Linked DNA regions of Homo sapiens: region 1 is linked to region 2. Evidence: chromatin loops called from intact Hi-C (ENCODE). Cell type or tissue: heart right ventricle. All regions are shown on one strand. Each heading gives the region's core, and the rest is flanking DNA. Links, peaks and the distances in the headings are about the cores only. Region 1 overlaps JAKMIP3 (Janus kinase and microtubule interacting protein 3). Region 2 has its middle 28 kb from the start of JAKMIP3.

Region 1 (11,718 bases), core at 959-8,958, 99 kb after region 2:
GCAGGCAAGTCGGGGGCGGGCAGAGTGGAGGGGCATCTTCTCTCCTCCAGCCTCAGCGTCGGCCTGCACACCCCCTGTCCTGGAGAGTACCGTCTCAAGGGGCTTCTCTCCAGTTTCCAGGCATCCTCTGCAGCTGGGAGTGAGGAGGTCCTGGTGGGTGGGGAAGGCAACAGAGGGAGCTCATGGGGTGAGGGAGTATGGGGGCGTTGTGGGGAGACGGGAGTTCAGGGGATGAAGAGTATGGGGAAGAGTCGGGGGGCAGGGAGATGGGAGCTTATGAGGTAAGGGTGTGGGGGGCTGGGGAGATAGGAGCTTATGGGGTGAGTGTGTGGGGGCTTGAGAGACACAGGACTTAACGAGTGAGGGTGTGGGAGATGGGAGCTCTGGGGTGCAGGTGTGAGGCCCAGGGGAGATGGGAGCTTATGGGGTGAGGGTATGGGGGCCTGAGAGACAGGGTACCTAAGGGGTGAGGGTGTCGGGCCCGGGGAGATGGGAGCTCTGGGGCACCCGGGGGCTCCAGCAAGTGTTGTGGATCCTGTTCTTAGTGCCGGGGTAGGATGTTTTATGACAGCCTCTGACTCTTGTTTGTGGAGCTGACTCTAGGGTTGTGAGTGGAGCAGCTTGGGTAGGCACAGGAGAGGACACAGGGCGGCCGTTTGGAAGCCATAGCATTCGTCCCAGTGGAAGATGCTGGCAGTGGGGTGATGCTTGCAGCCTGGTGCACCAGGACGCCTGTTTCAGCTTTGAACGTCCCGTGTCCTGGGAGCCCTCTCAGTCCGGAACCCGCTGGGAGGGCTCTTCCCCCGGGTGTCTGTGTGGGTGCAGGTGGGACAGGAGACAGGTGTGCCGCCCCCCACCCACAGCCCCATGGGAAGAAGTGCAGGGTGGGGTGCGGCGCCTGCACAGGCATGGGAAGCCCCCGAATCCTGCCCTGCCTGCTGCTGGAAACAGCCCACCGTGAGCAAGGTGGGGGCTCCTGATAAAAGAAAATCTTGTTTGAGTCTGAGAGTGTAAATGCCAGGCCGCAGGCACAGCTGCTGATGGACACGCTCTTATTTCACCGGCCCCATTCCTGCTAACTGACTGTGTTGCCTCTTTCAGCATTGCTGTGTGCAGAGAAAATGGGGATTTAGCAATTAAGGATTTATTTTCTTCTGTTCAGCTCATCACTTGCTCCATCCAGGCTAATTAGACATCTCATTTCTTTGTTTCCAAGCTAATTTCAGCAATAGCAGATTTATTAGCTTGTTTAAACCTCAAACAATGGGTAAAGCAGCAAGATATCCCATTCTGCTCTGTTGTTTGAAAATATATTTCAAACTGAGTTGTTCATCCCCAAAGACCTTGTCTTTTCATAAATCTAGTGCCGTGGAAAATGATGCCCAAAGTGCCGAGCGTGTCTGTCTGAAGAGCGGGGGCTGTCGGGTCTGCTGTGCCCGCGTTCTGGCTGGCACATTCCTGCCCGGAAGCGGGGCGGGGTACTTGCAGGCAGCGGCTGCCATATCCCCGGAAGGAAGGACTTCTTCCCTTCATAGGTTGAGCACAAAGCGCCACGTTGTAGGGAGGGTGGGGAGGGCCGCCGACCTCTCACAGCCACTGGTGGGGCAGACATCCTGCACACCCCTGGGCTGCCGTCTCACCCCAAAAGCCTTGGCTCGCAGCCAGATTAATGAGCAGTGTGGCTCTGCCTGAAGACAGCTGTGCGGGGCCCCAGCTTTGTAGCCATGCCCAGAAGCATGGAGGGGCGGTGTCCAAGGACCACAGTGGTGCCCCTACGTTGCACAGCCCTCCCCTGGGGAGTGGGCCTGGGCTGGGGAAGGGGTAGCACTGGCTTTCAGGCCAGAATTTCTGTTCCCCATGGTCTCCCCTGCCTGTTTAGGGAAGAAACTTGGCCGTGGCACCTTCCTATTGGCAGAGTGTGGGTAACTTGGGTGTCCTCCTCTCTGTCCAACCTACAGCAGAGTCAGGAGCTGGAGGTGGTTTCTGCTGACCCTGCTAGAAAGTACCACCCCTGTGTGCACCCAGGGCCCCGGCAGGACAGCACGGAATGGGGTGCCTTGCTGAGCACACAGAGCCCGGGGACCGTCAGGAAGGAGTCTCCCGCTGGCAGCAGCTCTGCGTAGCCGGCTGAGCCAGGGCCTGCTGGGAGCCCGGGTGTCGTGCCTCAGCCCAGGGCCACGGGCTCCTGCTCTTAGTCCAGGATGCTTCGCTTTTGCTTCCGGTCTCAGAGCCCAGAGCCTGGCAGGGCTGCGCCCGTTTCTATGGTAACTGCAGATCCGTGTCCTGCCGCCTGTGTGATTGTGTTCTGTTCTCCTTGTAGATGGAGGAGATAAAATTTAAAGACAGAGCAGTCTTCGTGCTGGAGAGAGAGTTAGGGGTTCAAGCCGGGCATGCTCAGAGACTGCAGCTCCAAAAAGAGGCTCTAGATGAGCAGCTGTCCCAGGTCCGAGAGGCCGACCGGCACCCGGGCAGCCCCAGACGGGAACTTCCTCATGCAGCTGGTGCAGGAGACGCTTCAGACCACTCGGGAAGCCCTGTAAGCACCTCCCAGGCCCACCGGCCCACCCCGTGTCACAGACAGACCTGGCCATGTGGCTGCATGGCCCTGCATGGGCCACTCCCCCAGGAGACCAGAGCCCGAGTTGAGGCAGCACCCTCCTGCCTGGGCACCTCCCCACCCAGCCTGGCCCTAGGTGCTCAGCTCCTCTGGCTCTGGTCCAGAGGGCTGGTGGACTCGTCTCCTTCCTTTCTGTCTACATAGCATCAGCTCTGGCCCTGTCACCCTCCCGTGGGCCCCGGCCTCATCACCCTTCTGCTGCAGTTCATGGCACTTGCTGGCCCGGAGTCCGGCCCTGGGTTGGTGGGAGGAGGCTGTGCTGGGTATGCGCTGCCACCATCTCCAAGCACACGGCCTCTGCCTCTGGCCCGGGAAGGCTGGTGCACCGGCTCCCTGCCCACCGCGTGCCCAGCTGGCCCCTCAAGGGTGATTTCCGGCACTCTCATCACCAGTCACCCTCCCACCCGCTTCTCATGTGATCATGCCACTCTGCGCTCCTCCCTGGGCCGCTCTGTCGTGTGGGGTCTGCCGACCACCCCGGGCTGAGCTCCACCCGCTTCCTTGCTGCCGCTCCGCACTCATATCCTCTGTCGTGGTTCTGGGATGCGCTGGGGGATCTGAAGTCCAGGGACCCTCCAGCTGGTCCTTCTGGGTCTTTGACCCCGAGCCTCTCCTGCACCTGTTGAATGAGGAACTCGAGTCGGGCCCAGGACCATCCTGGATGCTGCTTGTTCGCTTTGAGGATAAAACTGTGTGTGAGCTGAGCCGGTCCTAGGACAGTGACATTTCAAGAATAGAAAATATTATTTTAAGATCTCATTCAGACAGCTTCATTGAATGAGATCCAGCCCCTCCTGCTGGTGCGTGGTAGACTACAGCATTCACTCCAGAGAGATCTGAAACCGGATTCAAATGTTTTCACCAATTTTTGAGTGAAGTCCCAGGGGTCCCAAAAGCGGCTCTTTAGAAGCCCCATTGGAGGCAGGTCACCTCTTTTGGAAGTCTCCCACAAGTGTCTTTCCCGTGCTCATGTCATCGTACCAGAGAAATGCCGCCCCGTGGGGCAGGGGGCGCGCACCCTCCTGAAGGGGCAGCGGCAGGGGCCAGGCAGAGGGCTGGGAGCTGGCAGACGTCCTCCTGGCATCACCCACACTCGCGGTTTCTGCATTTGCACGCCCCCGCCCTCTCCATCTGCATACTTCTAGACATGTCTGCTCCTTTTCATTATTTTACTTTATGTTATTTTAAAATAGTTGTGTGTGAGGTAGGGTCTCGCTCTGCCCGTCGGTTCTGTTGCCTCACGCGGTTGCGGCAACCACAGTGCCAGGCTGGGTGCCTTTCCCCGGGGGGCTCCGAACCTTCCCGGCAGCCGCGTGGAGGTAAAGGCGCGCGTCCCACGGCAGCGTTTTTGTTCCCGTAGCGTGCTGGGATTTGCAAAGGCTTCCCAGGCTTGTGGGTAGGAACCGTTATTTGCAGTTGATTTTTGTTTTAGGAACAGCAGTTGGATGAAAAAGATGCCCGGCGCTTCCAGCTTAAAATCGCGGAGTTAAGTGCGATTATCCGCAAACTGGAGGACCGCAATGCATTGCTGTCGGAAGAGAGGAATGAGCTGGTGAGCGCGGGCGGGGGCTTCTGGCTCCTGGGGGTTTGTGACTGCGGAGCTGGGGACCTGGGGGGCATCCACTTTCAAAATTCCTTGCGTAAAGGAGTGGTGGTTGCAAGGACCGGCCTTGCGTCGAAGTCTCCTGACTGTGTTCCAGTTGAACTTTATTAGCAAAAACAGGTAGGGGTCACATTTGCCCCTCAAGGGCTGGTTGACTAACCCCTGCTCTGCGTTAGTGGGGGCAGAAGCCGCCTCTGTTCTGCAGGTGATCTGGGATGTGCAGACGCGGCCTCTCAGTGGGGCTGTTGCCATTGGTCCTTATAGCCACTGAGATTTCCAGGTAACTCGATATCCCGGAGGGTGCGTGAGCTGTCACGTGTCTGCAAGGGTCCAGTAGGCTGGGTGGTTTTACCACAGCCCTTCTTGGCAAGACAAAGCGCTGGCCCCAGACTGCTGGTCTTCATCTTCATCCCCATCTGTCAATGGGACGGGACTCACCCCCGGGGACGCCGAGCCCAGCCCTGAGCTTGGGTTCACTAGGGCACCGGGCGAGCGGGTTCACCTGGGCACTGGACGAGCAGGTTCACCAGTGCTCTGGGCAAGTGGGTTCACCCGGGCGCTGGGCCAGTGGGCACCACTTGGAGGCGTGGACTTCCCAAGTAGAGGGCTGGGGACTGCGTTGTTGCAGCCCAAGCTGTGGTCAGTCAGCCGACTCTGCGTGGAGACCTGCTGGTTCTCCGTCACTTAAAGAACAATCACATAGTGCGTTGTCTTTCAGTTGAAGCGCGTAAGAGAAGCTGAGAGTCAGTACAAGCCTCTGCTGGATAAAAACAAGCGCCTCAGTCGGAAGAACGAGGATTTGTCTCATGCTTTACGCCGAATGGAAAACAAGTTAAAATTTGTCACCCAGGAGAACATAGAAATGGTGAGGGGGTGGGGGGCTCCACGGGGCCACGGTCGCACCCGAGCTCCAGGCAGCATCTCCTCCCTTCTCCACGCAAGATTTAGCATGACAGCCGGTCCCGGGCGGGTGGCCAGGCCTTCTGCTGGAGTCTGGCCTCACGCATGTTTGAAGGGGAGCAACCGCCAAGCCCAGCCCTGGGGAGGGGGACCCTTGGAGGAGGCCCTGACCTTGCAAAGGATGCGGCTGTGGGGCGTCCCCTCCCCAGGCCTGTTTGCCCACGTCTCACTCAAGGGCCTGGAACAGGTGGCCTCCAACTCGGAAAATCCCGGGCGAGGGTAGTAAGAGGCTGCGGAGTCCCGGCTGTTGGGGAGGAGAGGAGGCCTGGCACACAGCGCCAAGCAGGAGTCGGGGGCAGGGAGTCTCTGCTCCGCCAAGGCCATGAGCCAGGAGTGGGGGGCCGTCAGCCGGTGTCACCACGTTCCCCTGCCCTGAGGACCCCAAAGGCCATGAAGCCAGAGTTTACTCAATGAGTAATTCAGCCGGATGTGGGGGAGAGGCGCTCTCCTTACCCCTCTCTATGGAAGCCCCCTTCTTTTCACACTGAATTAGAGTCAGGAGGGATTTGGGAGAGGAGGCCACATGGGAAATGGGCACAGATGACCCAGTGTCAGCTTCAGGGCTGTGAGCGATCCCCTCCAGCCATGCTTTCTGGGAGACCCGCAGGGCCCATGTGTGTCTGTCCGGGCTGCACACACCTGCCCTTGCTGCAGGACTGGGCCCACATAGGCCTCATTTCCCCAGGGACTCTGCAGCTGGGCTGTTCTGAGGCCTGAGCAGAGGCCGCCAGCCGGGCAGCTGAGAGTGGCAGCCCGGGTTGAGGGAGAAGACCCCCCCGCCGACCCACTGTGTTCAGCCAGACCCCTTCACTCCCCAACTTGTGATGTGGGCTGCTTGGCGTTTCAGAGACAGAGAGCTGGAATCATACGGAGACCCAGTTCCTTGAATGACCTTGATCAAAGTCAGGATGAGAGAGAAGTCGATTTCTTGAAGCTTCAGATTGTGGAGCAGCAAAACCTCATAGATGAACTGTCTAAGGTACCCGGCGGGCTGTTTGCTGCGGCCCCGTCCTCTGGCTCCCAAGGGGCTTGGCTAACAGGGACCCTGAGCAATTCCGTAACATGCTGTCTTCCTTTCCTAGACCCTTGAGACCGCCGGCTACGTGAAGAGCGTGTTAGTAAGTATGGTCAGCGCCCGCTTCCCCACGCCTCCGCTCCCCACGCAGTTGCCCGTGGGACCCATTCTGTGCCCAGGGCTCCTCACAGACCAGACAGAAGCGGCCGCGGCAGCCTTTCGGGTGGATTTTGTTGTTGCAGTGCCACCTGGCCAAGGCTGTGCACGGGTGGCTGACGCCCTTCAGTGTGGGTCAGAGAGGAGCCAGGGACACCCACTGATGCCCCAGTTGAGACAGCACCAGCTTGGGACGATCATGTTTCTCAGTTAATGGCCAGGGTCAGACGGCTGCCCTTCTCCGGCTGCTCACCCCACCATGCCTTTCTCCCTGGCCAGCACAGACAGGCAGCCGCAGCCCAAGAGGTTCACCATCACGGCCATGAAACCACAGCATGGGTTCCCCGGAGAGCAGCAGGACCCTGGTCTCCTTAGTATTTTAAGGGCGCCAGTCCCCACACAGATGTGGACGCCACCCCTGCAGGGTCCGGAGGGGCCCTGGCCATGAGTCCCCTTCCAGCTTCCCACAACTGTGTGCCCCTCAAGTCACCTGCCCCGTGTGGCCCCTGGACGCATTTAGAAGGGGAGCTGGTAGACCATTGAGCAAGACAAGCTCAGAGCCCACCTAATTGGGGAGCCGTCCGTGTCACCCTGGAGACAGGAGCTCCCCGAGGAGCAGAGCTGGAGCCAGGGCCTCCCGCTGTGGTGTGGGGACAAGCCAGCCCAGACACCGTCTTCCCTGTCATCCAAATGATGGCACACGGGCAGTAAACCGTGGACTGAAACCGGTGGAGCTGCTCTACCACTTACACAACCTCTTCAACTGGCTTCCGCAGGAGCGGGACAAGCTGTTAAGATTCCGGAAGCAAAGAAAGAAAATGGCAAAACTTCCCAAGGTAAGGAACAGCACACCGGCACGTGCGGAGAGTACGCCGGGTGTGTGCGGAGAGGACCACGCCCGCGTGTGTGGAGAGCGCTGGTGTGTGCGGAGAGGGGTGCGCCGGTGTACGTGGAGGGCGCTGGGTGTGTGTGCCGAGGACCGCGCCCACGTGTGTGGAGAGTATGCCGGGTGCGTGTGGAGAGGACCGCGCCCGCGTGTGTGGAGAGTACGCCGGGTGTGTGCGGAGAGGGGTGCGCCGGTGTATGTGGAGGGCGCTGGGTGTGTGTGCCGAGGACCGCGCCCGCGTGTGTGGAGAGCGCTGGTGTGTGTGGAGAGCGTGCTGGCGTGTGCTTAGTAGGAATCAGTCTTTGGAGATGAAAAAACAATTTTATTATTTCTAAAAATTGTTACTGTGAAATGACCAAAATAGGACCCAAAGAAAATATTCTGTTTATCATTTTTAATAAACTTGTTTCTTTCAAATTTCCAAGAGAAGATAGGAATTGGTAACAACCATACCAGCAACACTAGCAATGAAGAGGTGCCGGCTCTGGTGTCCTCACTGCCTGTGTAGGGTCCGAGTCCCCACGACCTGTGGGATGCACGGCTCTGAGGACGGGCGGCTGAGGCTGCTCACACTCACCCATCCTGGCTGTGCCACACACCCCACGCTCGCCTGTCCTGCCGTTCACCGTCCTCGGCCACACTTGCAGGCTGTGGCAGCCTCATCCACAGGCCCCACAGGGCAGACCCACGTCCCCAGGAAATGTGAACACCTGTCATCATTTCTCTACAGTAGAATCCTTTGTGATAAACCTATGATTTTTATTAAGGGAGGCTTTGGAGCAGCTGCCAAAGGACCTAACTCATCTCCTGCTTTATGTTGAGTGTGTGTGTGTGTGTGTGTATGTGTATGTGTGTGTGAGTGCGTGTATGTGTGTACATGTGTGTGTATGCATCTGTGTGTGTGTGCATGTGTATGTGAGTATGAGTGTGTATGTACATGTGTGTATGTGTCTGTGTATGTGTGTGTATGAGTGTGTGTGTGTATGTGTGTACATGTGAGTGTATATGCATCTGTGTGTGTATGTGTGTGTGTGTATGTGTGTACATGTGAGTGTATATGCATCTGTGTATGTGTGTGAGTGTGTATGTGTATGTGTGTGTGTTTGTATGTGTGTACATGTGAGTGTATATGCGTCTGTACGTGTGTGAGTATGTGAGTGTATGAGTATGTGAGTGTGTATGTGTGAGTGTGTGTGTGTGTTTGTGTGTACATGTGAGTGTATATGTGTCTGCATGTGTGTATGTGTGAGTGTGTGTGAGAGTATGTGAGTGTGTATGTGTGAGTGTGAGTGTGTGTGTGGCTTGTAAGCTGTCAGCAGTGTTTTCTCGCTGTTAGACTGTGAGATGCTCCTCGGTCACAAACACTTGCCCTCTGAAAGGTGGAGAGGAGGAGCTGTCCAGGCTCTCCCCGCTCGGGACCCCTCTGGGATTTGGAAGTGTCCAGCAGACGCCTTGGCCCTGTGAAGGGAGGACACAGGGTGTGGGGAGGCACACAGGACAGGGGCCAGTGGTTGGCGGGGAGTAGGGGAAGTCGGGTGGCCCTGGGGTCCCTGAGGGAGTTTTGCTGGAAGGTTCTGGCAGAAGAACTGGGAGGAGACCTGGAGGCCACTGTGGCCACGGCAGAAGGGACTGAAGAAGATGGCGGGCTTTCCATTTTGTAACACTTCTGAAGGGGACCCAGATGAGTCCCTCTTCGATTCTTGAAGGCAGGGGTGAGGGGGCCCTAAAGATGCAGACGTCGGGGTGAACCTGGAGGGTCCCCAAAGGCAGGGCCTCTCACACCAGCTGGCGGAGGACCCCGTTTTTGTTTGTATTCCAATCAGTCAAGGACTGAAACTTTAAAAAATGGAACAGAAATGCATCACTGGGAATGAGATCACACAGGGAAGGCACCCATCGTCGGTTCTGTTAACCCGGGTACCACCCTCAGGGAACCGCAGGGACGGTGCCCCACGAAGGGCCTCATTCCCCACCACCAAGGGCAGGGCCAGGACCCGCTCACCCACGGGACTCCAGGCCCCTTCCCCACCCGCCCTGCCAGCCTTGCCATAGAGCGCCCCTCACACCCAGGCCACCTCCTCGGCCTGTGCCAGGGACAGAGATGGGAGTGTGTCGCAGGGTGGGGCTGCGGCCCCCACCGTTGGGCAGCGGGAGGAGGCGGCGGGAGGAGGCGGCTGTGCCTGGGTCTGGTTTGAACTGACACGTCGCATTTTGGTCACAAGCCGGTGGTTGTGGAGACCTTCTTTGGATACGACGAAGAGGCTTCCCTGGAATCCGACGGCTCCTCCGTCTCTTACCAAACAGACAGGACGGACCAGACCCCGTGCACCCCGGACGATGACTTGGAGGAGGTAACGAGGGTCTCCTGCCGGGTCCTGGGCTTGGAGGAGGTAACGAGGGTCTCCTGCCGGGTCCTGGGCTTGGAGGAGGTAACGAGGGTCTCCTGCCGGGTCCTGGGCTTGGCTGGGCATGGGCTGCCGGCTTTTCACGGGGAAGCCCTTCGCGGCCCTCACTGGCACTGACCCGCTGATAGCTGACTCGGGCACGGTGAGAAGCTCCCATGACATGGCTTGGGGTGTGGGCTGAGGCCCGCTCTTGCTCCCATGAAGGCCAAACCATGCCTCCTTCTGCCACTGAGCCTACGCCCCTTCTGCATAGGGGTACGGTGAGCTCTCCCTTCCTAAGGGGCCTCCCCAGGAGGGTCTGAACCACTCATCAGGGAGTTTGGTCTCAGTGCCAAGAGCACATTAGGGTGAGGGGTGTTGAGCAGGAGTTTTCTTTCTGATAACAGCACAGGTGTGTCTGCCCACCAGCCCCTTCTTCCAGAAGGACGGCTACCCTCAGGCGCAGGCAGCCATTTCAGCACCAGGTCGGGGCTTGGTGTTGTGGGACCCAGACCCTGTGGCTGTGGGACAAGGAGTGGGGTCTGCAGTCAATGGCACAGCCAAGGATTGGGCCTCCCGTGGCAGACCCTGGAGGGTGGCCCAATGGCCATAGACCTGTTGAGGGATCTAAGACATCCTCTCACAGCCTCAGGTGCAGGGTTGGGCAGGGGAACTGGGCCAGGCCAAGGCTTCTGGGCTCAGTCACTCCTAGACGTGGCCAACCCTTCCAGCCCCGGGGGTCCACCGGGACCCTTTGAAGGCAGCAGCAGGCTCACCTGTCTTCTCCCTGGGGTGACGGGGGGCACTGCAGCTAGCAGGGTGAGCCTGCAAGAGTGCACCTGGGAGGAGACGTGCTGCCTGGGGTACTTTACCCCCTTCACAAAGCCCAGCTTTCTTCCCAGGACGTGTTTCAGCAGAGCAGAGCGTGTGCAGGCCTGGTTGGTAACAGAGGGTCTGCTGGGTCAGGGCAGCCTGGCTAGCAAGCAGGAGCCCCAGCTGAGCCCCTGGCCATGGCCACCAGCCCAGCAGGCTCACCCTGTCCTCAGCCGTGCAGCCGACTCAGCTCCCACCCCAGGGCTCGGTGCTCCCCTCCCCAGGGAAACCTTTCTCCAAACAGCACTGAGTCCCCAGGCAGCCGCCCCTCCCTGCACACTGGAGCAGGTCCCCTCCCTCATGCTGCTAGAGAGACCCCCCCATACACCATTTGATATCTGGGGAGAAGGGAAGCCCCGGGGCCCCGCCATCGGAGGAGGTGCTGGCTACTGACACTGTGTCTCTGTGCGTGTGTGGCATCCGTGTCTCTCCAGGGCATGGCCAAGGAGGAGACGGAGCTGAGGTTCCGGCAGCTGACCATGGAGTACCAGGCCCTGCAGCGTGCCTACGCTTTGTTGCAGGAGCAGGTTGGAGGGACGCTGGACGCAGAGCGAGAAGTTAAGGTCTACGTGACTTCCACCGCGCGTTCCGGCCCCCCTCGTGCCTTCCCGCTTGACCCCGTGGCCTGGGCTGGGACACCCCCCTCACTAGCCCTCCTGGGCCCGGGCCCCTCCTCTCCTGCCCTTGCCTGCAGTCCTGGTGGTGCCCATGGAAGCCGATCAAAACCAGGGATTGGGGATCCCGGTGCTGGGAGTTGGCCCAGGTGGGAGGGACTGGCCCAGAGCGGTGCCAGGCACAGGTGTGAGTAAGGGTCCTGGGGGAGGCGGGGTGGTAGTGGTGGCAGGGGCCCACAGCGCCCAGGGTGGGCCTCCTTCCAGACCACCTCTTCCACTCTTGGCAGCATGGCGATGGCCCGTGGCAGCATCGAGCTCGGTGTTGAAACTTGTGGAGGTCATTCATCCTCAAAGGCTGAGCTCACACAGGCTGTGCCTGCCCCGGCCCCGGCCCCGGCCCCTCTCCCCCGGCCTCCCCACTGGGCAGCACCCCAGCAGCCGTGTCCCTCCGCCCACTTCCCTGGCTCACCTTAGCGTCGTCCCCCAGGAAAGGCCTCAGTGTGGCTGGCGGGTGCCCTCTGCGGGCCGTGGAGGGCAGTGCAGGCACCAGGCCTCGTGGGGAGAGCGTGGGCCATGGGTCGGGGGTCCTCTTGCCGCCCCACCCTCCCTT
Region 2 (11,718 bases), core at 1,526-9,525:
CCTGGGCTCAAGCAGTCCTCCTGCCTCAGCCTCCCAAAGTGTTGGGATTATGGGTGTGTACCACTACTGTGCCTGGCTGAGGGGGTGGATTCATTTCTTGCCACCCCCATTTCCCCCTGGAGGGCACAGAGGCACTCCCCTCCCCAGGACAATAAGACACCCATCAGTGAGGCAGGTGCCTGAATCCCTGGATGGCACCTCAGTGGCTGTCTCTGGAGGCCAAGGTAGAGGGATTGCTGCAAATGGGCTTCCTGATTTCAGTGGAGAGTTGGACCCTGTGGAGGTAGAGGTCGGGTAACAGCTCTTAACTGCCAAAGCAACACAGGTGAAGTTACCTTAATTGTCAGAAGAATTGGGTGGTGATCAGAACGGCTTGAGCCACAGGAGTGTTTTGTGGTAGTAAATTGCCACGCAGTTGCCAAGAGTGAAATAGATGGGAAGCCCACTAAGGGTCTATTTACCACTTTTTTTTTGTTTGTTTGTTTTGAGATGGAGTCTCGCTCCCATCACACAGGCTGGAGGGCAATGGCACGATCTCCACTCACTGCAACCTCCTCCTCCCGGGTTCAAGTGATTCTCCTTCCTCAGCCTCCCAAGCAGCTGGGATTACAGGCATGTGCCACCATGCCCTGCTAATTTTTGTATTTTTAGTAGAGATAGGGTTTCACCGTGTTGGCCAGGCTGGTCTCGAACTCCTGACCTCAGGTGATCCACCCGCCTCAGCCTCCCAAAGTGCTGGGATTACAGGCGTGAGCCACCGTGCCTGGCCTATTTGACACATTTGATTGAAATAACAAACTCTAAGTTAAGCAAACAGAGCCAGAGCCTTCAGTCACTGTGTAGAAGTTCCAGTTCCTCAGTCCACGCCAGGACCTGAATCCGTTCACAGACCCACAGTCCCTTCAGTAAGGGAAACGTTTGATGTCCCTGGGGAAGGATCCTATGCTAGCACCAGAAACATGTTTTTAGAAAGTTCCTCCAGCTTTTCCTAAAGAAACTGCAGCCAGGTTCCCTAGACCAGGCGCCGGGTAAAGGGGCGTATTCAGAGCTGTGGGAGATGACTGGACACTAACTCAGAACCAACATGGATCACCAGGAGACAGAACCCAGTGACCTGTTGGGCAGAGTGAGGGTTTATTTACTTATTTATTTATTTGAGACAGAGTCTTGCTCTGTTGCCCAGGCTAGAGTGTAGTGGCGCGATCTCAGCTCACTGCAACCTCCGCCTCCCAAGTGATTCTACTGCCTCAGTCTCCCGAGTAGCTGGGACTACAGGCACGTGCCACCACGCCTGGCTAAGTTTTGTATTTTTAGTAGAGACGGGGTTTTGTCATGTTACCCAGGCTGGTCTCAAACTCCTGACCTCAGGCGATCTGCCCACCTCTGCCTCCATAGTGCTGGGATTACAGGTGTGAGCCACCATGCCCGCCAAGAGTGAGGGTCTATAACGAGCAGAATGAACACAAGTTTTGCTGTGAGTCCAACTCCCAGGGGGCCCAGTCCGTGACTCTAGTCTGTGGTTGTTCCTTTGCTTTTCAGAATAGAGTCAGAATAGACAGAAATATTCAGTGATGGATGGGATTCCCAGATCTGCTCCCTGATTCTGGAAAGATGGCCGTAAGGTGGAAAGTTCCTGGGATCCTGTGGGACCCCTGCCCGACACCACAACAGTAACCTCAAAGCACTGTTGCCTACCTGGGGAGAATCACGTAGATTAGTGCCACATCAAAATCTCGAAACATTTGGGGGTGGTGATTTCTTTAATTCACTTTCTGGCCTGCGTGGAAACAGATGGATGATGGGGCAGGACTGTGAGTTATCCTAAGCTTTGTCAAGTCGTGATCTCAATTGAATGGCTACTGCGGATGGGGCATGTTGATTGAAACAATGGAGCAAATCAGTTCACTTCCCGGCATCTAGCATGTGACTATAGAACTGGCAAATGCATTTTATTTTCTCTGTACCAGCAATCACAGAATACCAGGAAGAGTTCACTTTCACACTGTAGGGACATCAGTACACCTTCACAGTCTTGATTCAACAGTAACCAAGTCTGTTCTGTGCCACATTTTAGTCCAGGGCGGCCTTTGTCATCCCCACCAAATGATGCTGATCAGCTGTGTTGCAAGCATCACAGCCACAGGACCTGATGAACAGGAAGTAGCAAGTACCCTGGACACCTGGCTAAAGGCACACGGGTGCCAGGTGAGGGGAGAAGATAGCCATGAAAGTTCGAGTGCCCCCTCAGCATCGTTTCTGGGGTTCAGAGGATGGGAACATGTCAGAAAGTCCTCCAAAGTGAGGGAGAGGCAGTCTGCCATAAGCTGTACGTGTCACTATTAAAACCTCTTTGAATATTGGAGGCTGATGTGGTTAGGCTTTGTGTCCCCACCCAAATCTCACCTTGCATTGTAATCCCCAGGTGTTGAGGGAAGGACCTGGTGGGAGGTGATTGGATCACGGGGGCACTTTCCCCCATGCTGTTCTTGTGATACTGAGTGAGTTCTCACGAGATTTGCTGGTTTTATAAGGGGCTCTTCCCGCTTCGTTCTCTCATCTCTCTCTTACCTGCCACCGTGTGAGACGCACCTGCTTCCCCTTCCACTGTGATGGTAAGTTTCCTGAGGCCTCCCCAGCCATGTGGAACTGTGAATCGTTGAACCTCCTTTCTTTATAAATTACCCAGTCTTGGGTATTTCTTTATTGCAGTGTGGGAACGGACTAACACAGAGGCCATATATACAAAATTTGGGTGTGCTTTCCTATTTAACAAGGAACTTTGAGTGAGGTTCAGAGCAAGAGAAATGCTGGCCTGCTGACTAGGCTGCCAGACAAGCCTTTCTTCCACTTGGCCCTATGACGTGGTGAACCCATGGCAATCTGAGTGTCTGAGGAGTGTGAGAATGTCATATGGAGGGCCAGGCACATGGGGCTCACACCTGTAGTCCCAGCACTTCGGGAGGCTGCGGCACGTCGATCACTTGAGTGCAGGGAGTTCAAGACCAGCCTGGGCAATATAGTAAGACCTCATCTCTTAAAAGAATGTTGTGTGGAGCCTGTGGCAAACCTTGACAGAACAACCACAATCATGGTTATTGATGAGTATTGTTGAGTGATCGCCTCATCAACAGGTCACCATTCCCTTTTGAGAAACAGCTGCTGGCTTGCTCATGGGTTGAGTAGACAGCACATTTCACTGCAATTCACTAAAAGATCATGCAACATAAGCTGTCAATCAGTACCTGGTGTTGTCTGATCCACCAAGCCATAGAGATGGGCCTGTCCAACAAAACTATCATAAACATGGAGGCAGTACATGTGAGGTTTGTTATGGACTGAATAGTGTTCCCCCAAAATTCATATTTTGAAGGCCTAGACCCCGTTTGCAGACAGGACCTTTAAGGAAGTGAGGTAACCATCAAGGTTAAGTGAGGTCATCAGGGTGGGTCCTGACCCAATGGGACTGGTGTCCATAAGAAAAGGTGTGACACCAGACATGAGCACACACAGGAGAGACCACCTGAGGACCTGCAGAGAAGGCGGCTCTCTGTGAGGCAAGGAGAGAGTCCTCGGCAGAAACCAACCCCATCAGCACCTTGATCTTGGACTTCTAGCCTCTAGAGCCGTGAGAAATACACTTCCATTATGACAGCCCGAACAGACTGACACGAGGTTGTCCTCAAGCATATCCGAGACACCCTGAGACACCACATGAGCAGGAGGCTCGCCCTCCAAAGGCACCCACTCCCTCTGCAATCCTTGCTCCTCCACCTGCATTTTTGGTTTTATGGGGAGTTCCCTAAAACAAGCTGAGGAATGAAAAATGGAGCCTGGTGTACAGATGGTTCTGCATACTAGGCTGGTGCGGCGGGCCCGGGCTCAGCATCACAGCCCTACTCCAGCTGGCCCTGATGGACGTGGTGGAAAGGAATTCCATGCAGCTGGCCAAACTTCAAGCCTCACACCTGATTATCCTCTCCTTTACCTGGAGGGACAGTTGATGATCAGGGGCTTAGAAGGCACAGGTTTGGAGGATTGGAGTTGAGGAGGTATGTGGACCGACAGACCGTGTGGAGGGGTCTGGAGGTGAGGGGGCTTTTGTGCTCCACGTGCGTGCTCCCCAGGACTCCTCCTGCACCTGCAAGCTCGGTGGGGGTGGGGGTGGGGGTGGGGGGCGTGGTTCAGGGGATTCCCAGCTCTGCAGAGGTCGCCAGCTCTGCTGCTCTATCCCAGCCTTTCACAAAGCGCGCATCCGTGTGGCCGTGGTGGCGTGGATGGAGATTATACGTGGGCTGAACACCAACAAGTGGGTGCGGACCTTCCTCCCGCTTTACCCTGAAGTCCCAGCCCGGAGCACGCGGCCGTGGTGAGCTGCGATCCCAGGCCCCGGCGCAGCGCTGAGACTGTGGCTCTCAATCCGCAGCAGCTGCTTCATCTGCTCAATGCCAGACTCCAAAAAGCATTTCTCTCGCAACAGGCCAGGGGAGGCAGCGTTCGGGGATGGGACGCCAAGAGTTAAGGGTGAGGCCGCACGCGTGCAGCTCCCCCGTGCTGCGCATGGCGCTGGGATCGGCCTGAGCGGCGGGTGAGTCCCTCTAAGCCGGCGGCGCCCGGTGCCCGGCTCCCTACGCGCGCCCCGCGGCCCCCGGGCTATTTTCAGCCACGCCGAGCCCTGTTTTAGGAGCTTGCACAGCGGCTCCGCGGAGACCGGGACTGCGTGGGGGAGGATCGCGGCGGGGGCCGTCGCCGAGCAAGGAGCGCGGCCGCGGGGACCGCCCGGGAGTGGGGGCGGCGGGGCGGGCCGGGTTCGGGGCTCCTGCCCGCGGTGACGGTGACGCGCGCCCCCGCCCGCCGCCTCTGCCATGGCCGATCCGGTCCGTCGGACGCCGCCCAGAGTCGCTCGCGGGGAGCCTCGGTGAGCAGCGGCCGGGGTGGGGCCGCGACCGGGGGCCGGGCCTCTGCGCTGCGTCTGGCACGGTGCGTCCGGGACGCGGGCGCCCTGGCGGCCGTGGGGCGGGCGGGGGGCGACGTCCCGAGGGAGGGGGTCCCGCGGCAGAGACGCCCCTGTCTGGGGCGGGGTCCTCCTTGCCTCTCCCGGCGGTCCCCCCGTGGGCGGGTCCTCTCCACGGCACCCCCTGCCCTGCACAGGCCTCGGCGCTGGCGTGACGCGGCCGCTGGGTGGGGCCCGCGCAGGTGCTGGGCCAGGGCTGGGGACCCGCATCTCCGTGTCTCCGACTGTGCCTCCCGCGGAAAGGGGCGCCGTGCGATTATTTTTATGTTGGTGTCTGGTTTTTAAATTTCACAGCCCCCATTTCAGGGATGGCCAGCGTGGCCGTGGGATGCTGACGATACGGGAAGCCAGAGAATAAAGGCTTTGGTGGAGGTCGGGAGGAGGCGCCGGCCTGGACAGTTTTCCTAGAAAATATTCTCTGCGTGTACCCGCGACCTTGCCTCTCGTGGAAAGCCGCTGGGAGTTGGAGCGGCTCCCTCCTGCCCCCGTCTGAGGTCTGGCTGGCTGTTTTCTTGGTGAGGTGCTGGAATGCACAGGAGGCTCTCCTAGGCAAGCTGTCTGCAAATGTAAGAAATGGGGTGGTGACGCGCAGACCTGGGATTCGCTTGCAGAACCTAGGAAATCCGTTGTCATGGAGGGAGCCAGGGAGCTCTTAGGTGTTGGGGAAGCCTCCCTCCACCTGCGGGTGGGTGGCAGGAGGAGAAAGTGCCAGGCCGTGTGTCTGCAGGGGCTGAGGATTAAACGCAGGGGTCAAAAGACCCCTGCTGGATTTGGTGGTGAATCAGTGCTGGCTTTGGCAGCTGGGGCAGGATTCCCTCCCTCAAGTAAAGGGCAAGTCGGGCTGCTCTGCTGACCCCTTAGTAAACTGGAGTGGGGAGGGCGGAGTGTCTCCAGGAGGCTCAGCGGAAGGCGGGCAGGCACCCTGCAGCCCTTTCAGGAGGAAGAGCCTGGCCAAGCGCATATCTGGTTTGGGCTTCAGTTGCCTGGGCCGCAGCGCAGGCTTCCCCCTACCCCTGCCCCGGGGGCCTGGCCCAGGGCTGCTCTGGGGCTGTAGAGAACAGCAGTACCAATTGGCCCCGAGTCGGTTGCAGCCTTTGCCACAAATCTGGAAGAAGCCGGGAATGTCACTCCTTGTCTGGCCTGGTCAGCTTTCTACTACAAAGTAATATGCCTGGCAAGAAGCAACTTATGTAACAACAAGTTATAGTTTGGAGTTCATTGAGGATATAGTTTGTTTTAAGTAGGATTTTTCAAGCAAATTGATCTGTCCATGGACAAGCTTCCTGTTTTAGGACATTATTTATATTGAAAATAGCTGCCCAGACATGATTCTGGCTTTTATTGTCAATTTCCAATGATAGCCACTGAAATCCAGATTTTGAAAGGGAAAGATGAAGAGGACTGGTGGTGGGTTCCGTTCAGGTGGGTTCAGTTCAGCATGCCCTGCAGTCAGCGTTTCTCACACTCCAGGTGCCCCGAGGGAGCCCACGCACAGGGCACAACCCCCACGGCAGTCAGCTCATAGTCAGCAGGTTCCAGGCTCTGGGGTTTGGTCCCACAAGTGTGCATGCATGACACTTTTGCAAGATCTAGGAGTTTGTGGAAAATGGCATAACAATAAGCTAATTTTTAAAAAAAGACGACACAAAAGAAATAGCGATGATCAAAATAGTCAACCATGGCCAGGTGTGGTGGCTCATGCCTGGAATCCCAGCACTTTGGGAGGCCCAGGTGGGTGGATCACCTGAGTTCAGGAGTTCTAGACCAGCTTGGCCAACATAGTGAATCCCTGTCTCTATGAAGAATACAATAATTAGCTGGGCATGGTGTGCCTGTAATCCCAGCTCCTCGGGATGGTGAGGCAGGAGAATTGCTTGAACCCAGGAGGCAAGAGGTTGCAATGAGCTGAGATCGCGCCACTGCACTCCAGCCTGGGCAACAGAATGAGACTGTCTCAAAAAAAAAAAAAAAAAAAACCATCATAAACATACTTGCTGCATGTATGGCAGGCTCTGTTCCATTTCTTTACCTGTGTTACGGGGTGTGGGTGTCCCCCTGTTAGGGTACAAGAGCTGGGCTGCAGGGGCTCAGGAGAAGCCCGGGATGGGCTGGGAAGAGCTGCAGAGGCAGGTGGAGGCCACACCCTTCACCCAGCGGAGCCGCTCGTGAGGCCACACGGGGAACCAGGCTCAGGCCACATCAAGGAGCATGCAGTTCAGCAAGGGAGGAGGTACAGACATCGCCTAAAATCACCAGAACTAAGGAGTGTGGAGTTGCAAACTCAGCATTCGAACCTCTGTCTCATTTTTAAAAATATTTAAACATTTTTTTAATAGAGACAAGATCTTGGTATATTGCCCAAGCTGGTCTTGAACTCCTGATCTCAAGTGATCCTCCTGCCTTGGTCTCCCAGACTGCTGGGATTATGGGCATGAGCCACCGTGCCCAGCCAGGACCTATGTCTCTTAGCTGTGATTCAGGAACTTAGTCACCTCAGCTTGGGCCCGGATCCCACACCAGGCCCCCGTCTGCCCTGCCTTGCCCCCTCCGGTTTTGACATCCCCCCATACCTGCAACCCCCAAGCAGAACAGTCTCAGTCAGGCCACCCACCGTTTCCCAGTAAGGCCAAGGGCTAGACCCTTTCTCCCATGGCCCCTGGACAGCGTGGTCCCTGCAAGGCTGAGAGGCCTGGCCCTCTACACGTGCCAGGACTTCCTGCTGCATGTCACCTGCCTGTGGCTCACTGGCTTCCCTGGCAGAGGTCTCTTAGTACAGCAGCACATCTGTGCACTCCAGAGAGGCGACCCCCACTCCCTCCATAGCGCTGGGCTGTCAGACCAGTGAGGTCTGAAAATCTGGCTGGCCCCCGATTCCCTACAGCGGCATCCAGCAAAGGTCTTGAAGATGGGGGAAGCTTCATTTCTGGCCTCCTCTCTCGGCCTCCAGCCGCTGTATTGACTTGGCTCTTACAGCCTCTCTGGGTTGCCCCCACCTCCACGCCTCACGTGCTGGGGCGCCTCTGCAAGTCACGCTGTGTGTGGAGGTCTCACTGCTCCCCAAGTCTTTGCCATGACACTAAGCACTTGGGTTCCTTCACAAGCTCGTGCTTCTTTGTTTTGTTTATAAAAATTCTAAAATTTCAGAAGGCTGGGATGAAGACAATCAGTACTCATAACTAACACGTGCCCAGGTGACTGCTGTAAGTCATTAGGTGCTGCTGTGGACCAAATTGTGTCCCCCAAGTTCACAGGTTGCGCTCTGACCCCCAATGTAATGGTATTGGGGGGGTGGGCCCTTTGGGAGCTGACGGGGTGAGATGAGGTTATAGGGTGGGCCCCCAGGATGGGATGGGTGCCCTTACAAGAAGGGACATGGGATCGGGCTCTCTCCACAGGGCACAGAGGCAGCTCTGTAAGCCAGGAAGGACCCTCACCAGGAACCAAACCGGCCGGCTCCTTGGCCTCAGACTTCCAGCTCCAGAACTGCGAGAAATGTCTTGTTTAGGCTGCCTGGTCTGTGGCATATTGTGATGGGGATGAGCTGACCGAGACAGGGCCCTCCCCTCGCTCCGTATCTATACATCTGCTGGCTGCCTGCTGACCTCCTGACCGCTGATGGGTTTGCAGACTCCCCCAGCCACACACAGAGTTTGGATCATGCTATAATCATTTTATATCCTGCTTTTTAAAAATGTCATATTCATGAGCATTTTTTTACTATTCAATTGTTTCTTTAATCAGTTCCTTATAAAGTATTTTGGGTTGATTTTAATCCTTTACAATTGTGAACCACTCCCGATGAGCTTTTTTTTTTTTTCATTTTCATTTTTTTTTTATCGTGGTAGATAAGAACACTTAACATGAAATAAATCCTCTTAAATTTTAAGTGTACGACACTTAAAGTGTCAATGACCCTTGGTGGTTGGTGCAGGTTCAGCGCAGAATAGCAGATTTCTGGAGGTTATTCCTCTCACTTAACATTAACAGAAACTTTTCTCTGTTGAGAGCTCCCACTTCCTAGCCCTGGAAGCCTCCCTTCCAGTCTTTATTGTTGTGATTTGACTATTTTCAACACCTCATAGAACTGGAATCATGCAGTACTCGATTTTCTGTGCCTGGCTTATTTCACTTAGCATGGTGTCCTCAAGGTCCATCCAGGCTGCAAATGGCAGAAGCACCTGTGTCTCGCGGCTGAGCGGCATTCGTCAGATGTGCACACCACATTTTCTTTCTTTTTGAGATGGAGTCTTGCTGCCACCCAGGCTGGATGGAGTACAGTGGTGTGATCTCAGCTCACTGCAACCTCTGCCTCCTGGGGTCAAGCGACTCTCATGCCTCAGCCTCCCAAGTAGCTGGGACTACAAGTGTGTGCCACCATGTCCAGCTAATTGACACCACATTTTCTATAAACATTCATCACCTGTTTATTTTAAGGCTTTCCTGTGGATCAGACAAACTGGAGTGCATATGTTTCAGGGAGTGGAGAGCTGGCTGGGTCCGGGTGGGCTGGAGTGGGTGGTAGGTGCCAGTGGGAACAGCCAGGGTGGGGAACCCTGAGAGGAGGTGAGAGGATGAGGGCGGCTGTATGCAGGATCCCGGCAGCATGGGCTGTGTTCTGGGAGCTGCTGCCCCGGACGGGCACAGCGGTAAACACCAGGAGCCAGTGTGGCCCCTCTGCCGCGTGTCCCCACGCCCTAGGAGGTGCATCTTCTGGTGTTGGGAGTATGGGAGACTTGGCTGGGGCTGGGCCAGCAAGGCCGACACCCCCACTCCTTTCCTGCGGCTGGTGGCATCATTGAGCACCACGGTCAGGAAAGCTGGAAACATAGCACGCTGGCCCCGTGGCCCAGGCTGGGTGGGCATGTGAGCTGCTAAGAGAATTTCATCGTCCGTTATAGCTGGCCTGAACTGTCGCGTGGCCAGCCTGTGCCAGCAGACACCTGCTCTGCCTGGGATCCCACCTCAGGCCTCTTCCATGGCTGCTTGTGTTTCTTTTCTTTCTATCCTTTCTTTTCTTTCTTTTTTCTTTCTTTTCTTTTTTTTTTCTTTGAGAAAAAGTTTTGCTCTTGTTGCCCAGGCTGGAGTACAGTGGTGCCATCTCGGGTCACTGCACCCTCCACCTCCCAGGTTCAGGTGATTCTTGTGCCTCAGCCTCCCGAATAGCTGGGATTACAGGCATGTGCCACCACACCTGGCTAATTTTTGTATTTTTAATAGAGTGGGGGTTTCACCACATTGGCCAGGCTAGTCTTGAATCCTGACCTCAAGTGATCTGCCAGCCTCAGCTTCCCAAAGTGCTGGGATTTTAGGTGTGAGCCACCGTGCCCCGCTAGTTCACTTGCTCGCTCGCTCCTTCCTTCCTTCCTTCCTTCCTTCCTTCCTTCTTTCCTCCTCCTCCTTTCACAGGGTCTCTGTCACCCAGGCTGGAGTGCAGTGGCATGATCATGGCTCACTGCAGCCTCCACCTACTGGGCTCAAGTGATCCTCACACTTCAACCTCCTGATTAGCTGGGACTACAGGTTTGCACCACCACGCCTGGCTAATTTTTGTATTTTTGTAGAGACGGGTCTCTCTCTTGTCCATGCTGGTCTCGAACTCCTGGGCTCAAATGATCTGCCTGCCTCGATCTCCCAAAATGTTGGGATTCCAGGCGTGAGCCACGGCGCCTGCTGTGTTTCTCTTTTCATCTTCACTCCTCTTCATGGTGCGGCCACCCTGGATCACCTGGAGTTCCTCCCTCCCCATCCTGGCTGCAGGGATGAGTGCAGGCTCTCAGGAACCAGGGACTGCGTGGGGAGAGGGCTGGAGCCTGTGTCCTCTGATAGCCAGGCCATAGCATCCTGGAGCAGCTTTGGAGAGCCCGTCTGTTCCTTTCCTCTGGTTTTAGAGCTCTCTGCCATTGTAACTCACCCTGGATCATTAGGGTATTAGAAATAGTTAAGAAAACCAGGTGCTTGAAGAGCTGTTTTGTATCAGCTTTACTTGGCTGGTCCTATAAAAGGCTTTTCCTTTGGGAGCCCAGGGTGGGTGGATTGCTTGAATCTAAGAGTTCGAGACCAGCCTGGGCATCATGGCAAGACCCCATGTCTCAAAAAAAAAAAAACAAAAATTAGCGAGTTATGGTGGCACGTTCTTGAGGTTCCAGCTACTCGGGAGATTGAGGTGGGAGGACTACTTGAGCCCAGGAGACAGAGGTTGCAGTGAGCTGAGATCACACCACTGCACTCCAGCCTGGGCAACAGAGCAAGATCCTCTCTCAAAAACACAAAAGGCTTTTCCTGGTTGGGAAGCTTTGTAATAGTTTATTTCTGAATGTGGCTGTGTTTTGTTCCCTCTGCTGGTCAATGTATTTTATAGGCTGTTTGCATTTTACTTTTTAATTTTTTTCTTTTTGAGTCTCACTCTGTCACCCAGGCTGGAGTGTAGTGGTGTGATGTGGGCTCACTGCAGCCTTGACCTCCCAGGCTCAAGTGATCCTCCCACCTCAGCCTCCCTAAGTGCTGGGATTACAGGCATGAGCCACTGCACCTGGCCCTTTCCGTTTGTGTGTGTGTGTGTATGTTTGTGTTATACAAATCTGCACTGTACCTTTTGTATTATCCACACATGGTTTTTAACCTGGGCTTTTCTAGGTTGAAGTCTGGTGCAGCACCGCAGAGAATCCAGGGGGAAACGGGGTTGGATGCTGTTGCCCCCAAAGCACTTC

The links. A loop is a pair of places that touch in the nucleus more often than their neighbours do. Peaks named below come from ENCODE experiments on the same cell type or tissue, not always from the same donor. Only the 100,000 strongest peaks of a DNase experiment are listed, where the experiment ranks them.
Region 1: it touches region 2 in a loop (2.3-fold over the local background); 41 of 110 quality-filtered maps call a loop at or near these places.

What each region holds. Positions count from the first base shown.
Region 1 is chr10:132,130,992-132,142,709 of GRCh38, forward strand. It overlaps JAKMIP3 (Janus kinase and microtubule interacting protein 3), which reads left to right. Exons shown (of 24, transcript NM_001323087.2): 4 at 2,321-2,536; 5 at 4,050-4,169; 6 at 4,939-5,085; 7 at 6,028-6,159; 8 at 6,263-6,298; 9 at 7,128-7,187; 10 at 9,460-9,588; 11 at 10,929-11,057. Among named protein-coding and RNA genes, the nearest start is that of JAKMIP3-AS1, 50 kb to the right of the region's middle. RefSeq lists enhancers at 6,784-7,305, 10,657-11,504, 11,505-11,718. In heart right ventricle, for the core only: no CTCF peak of the experiment used is centred there; no DNase peak of the experiment used is centred there; H3K27me3 peaks cover 939 bases.
Region 2 is chr10:132,031,824-132,043,541 of GRCh38, forward strand. It overlaps a transcript of JAKMIP3 not described here. Among named protein-coding and RNA genes, the nearest start is that of JAKMIP3, 28 kb to the right of the region's middle. RefSeq lists an enhancer at 7,263-8,100. In heart right ventricle, for the core only: CTCF peaks have their summits at 5,180 and 5,379; a DNase peak (open chromatin) is centred at 4,552; H3K4me3 peaks cover 1,326 bases; H3K27ac peaks cover 883 bases; H3K27me3 peaks cover 4,255 bases.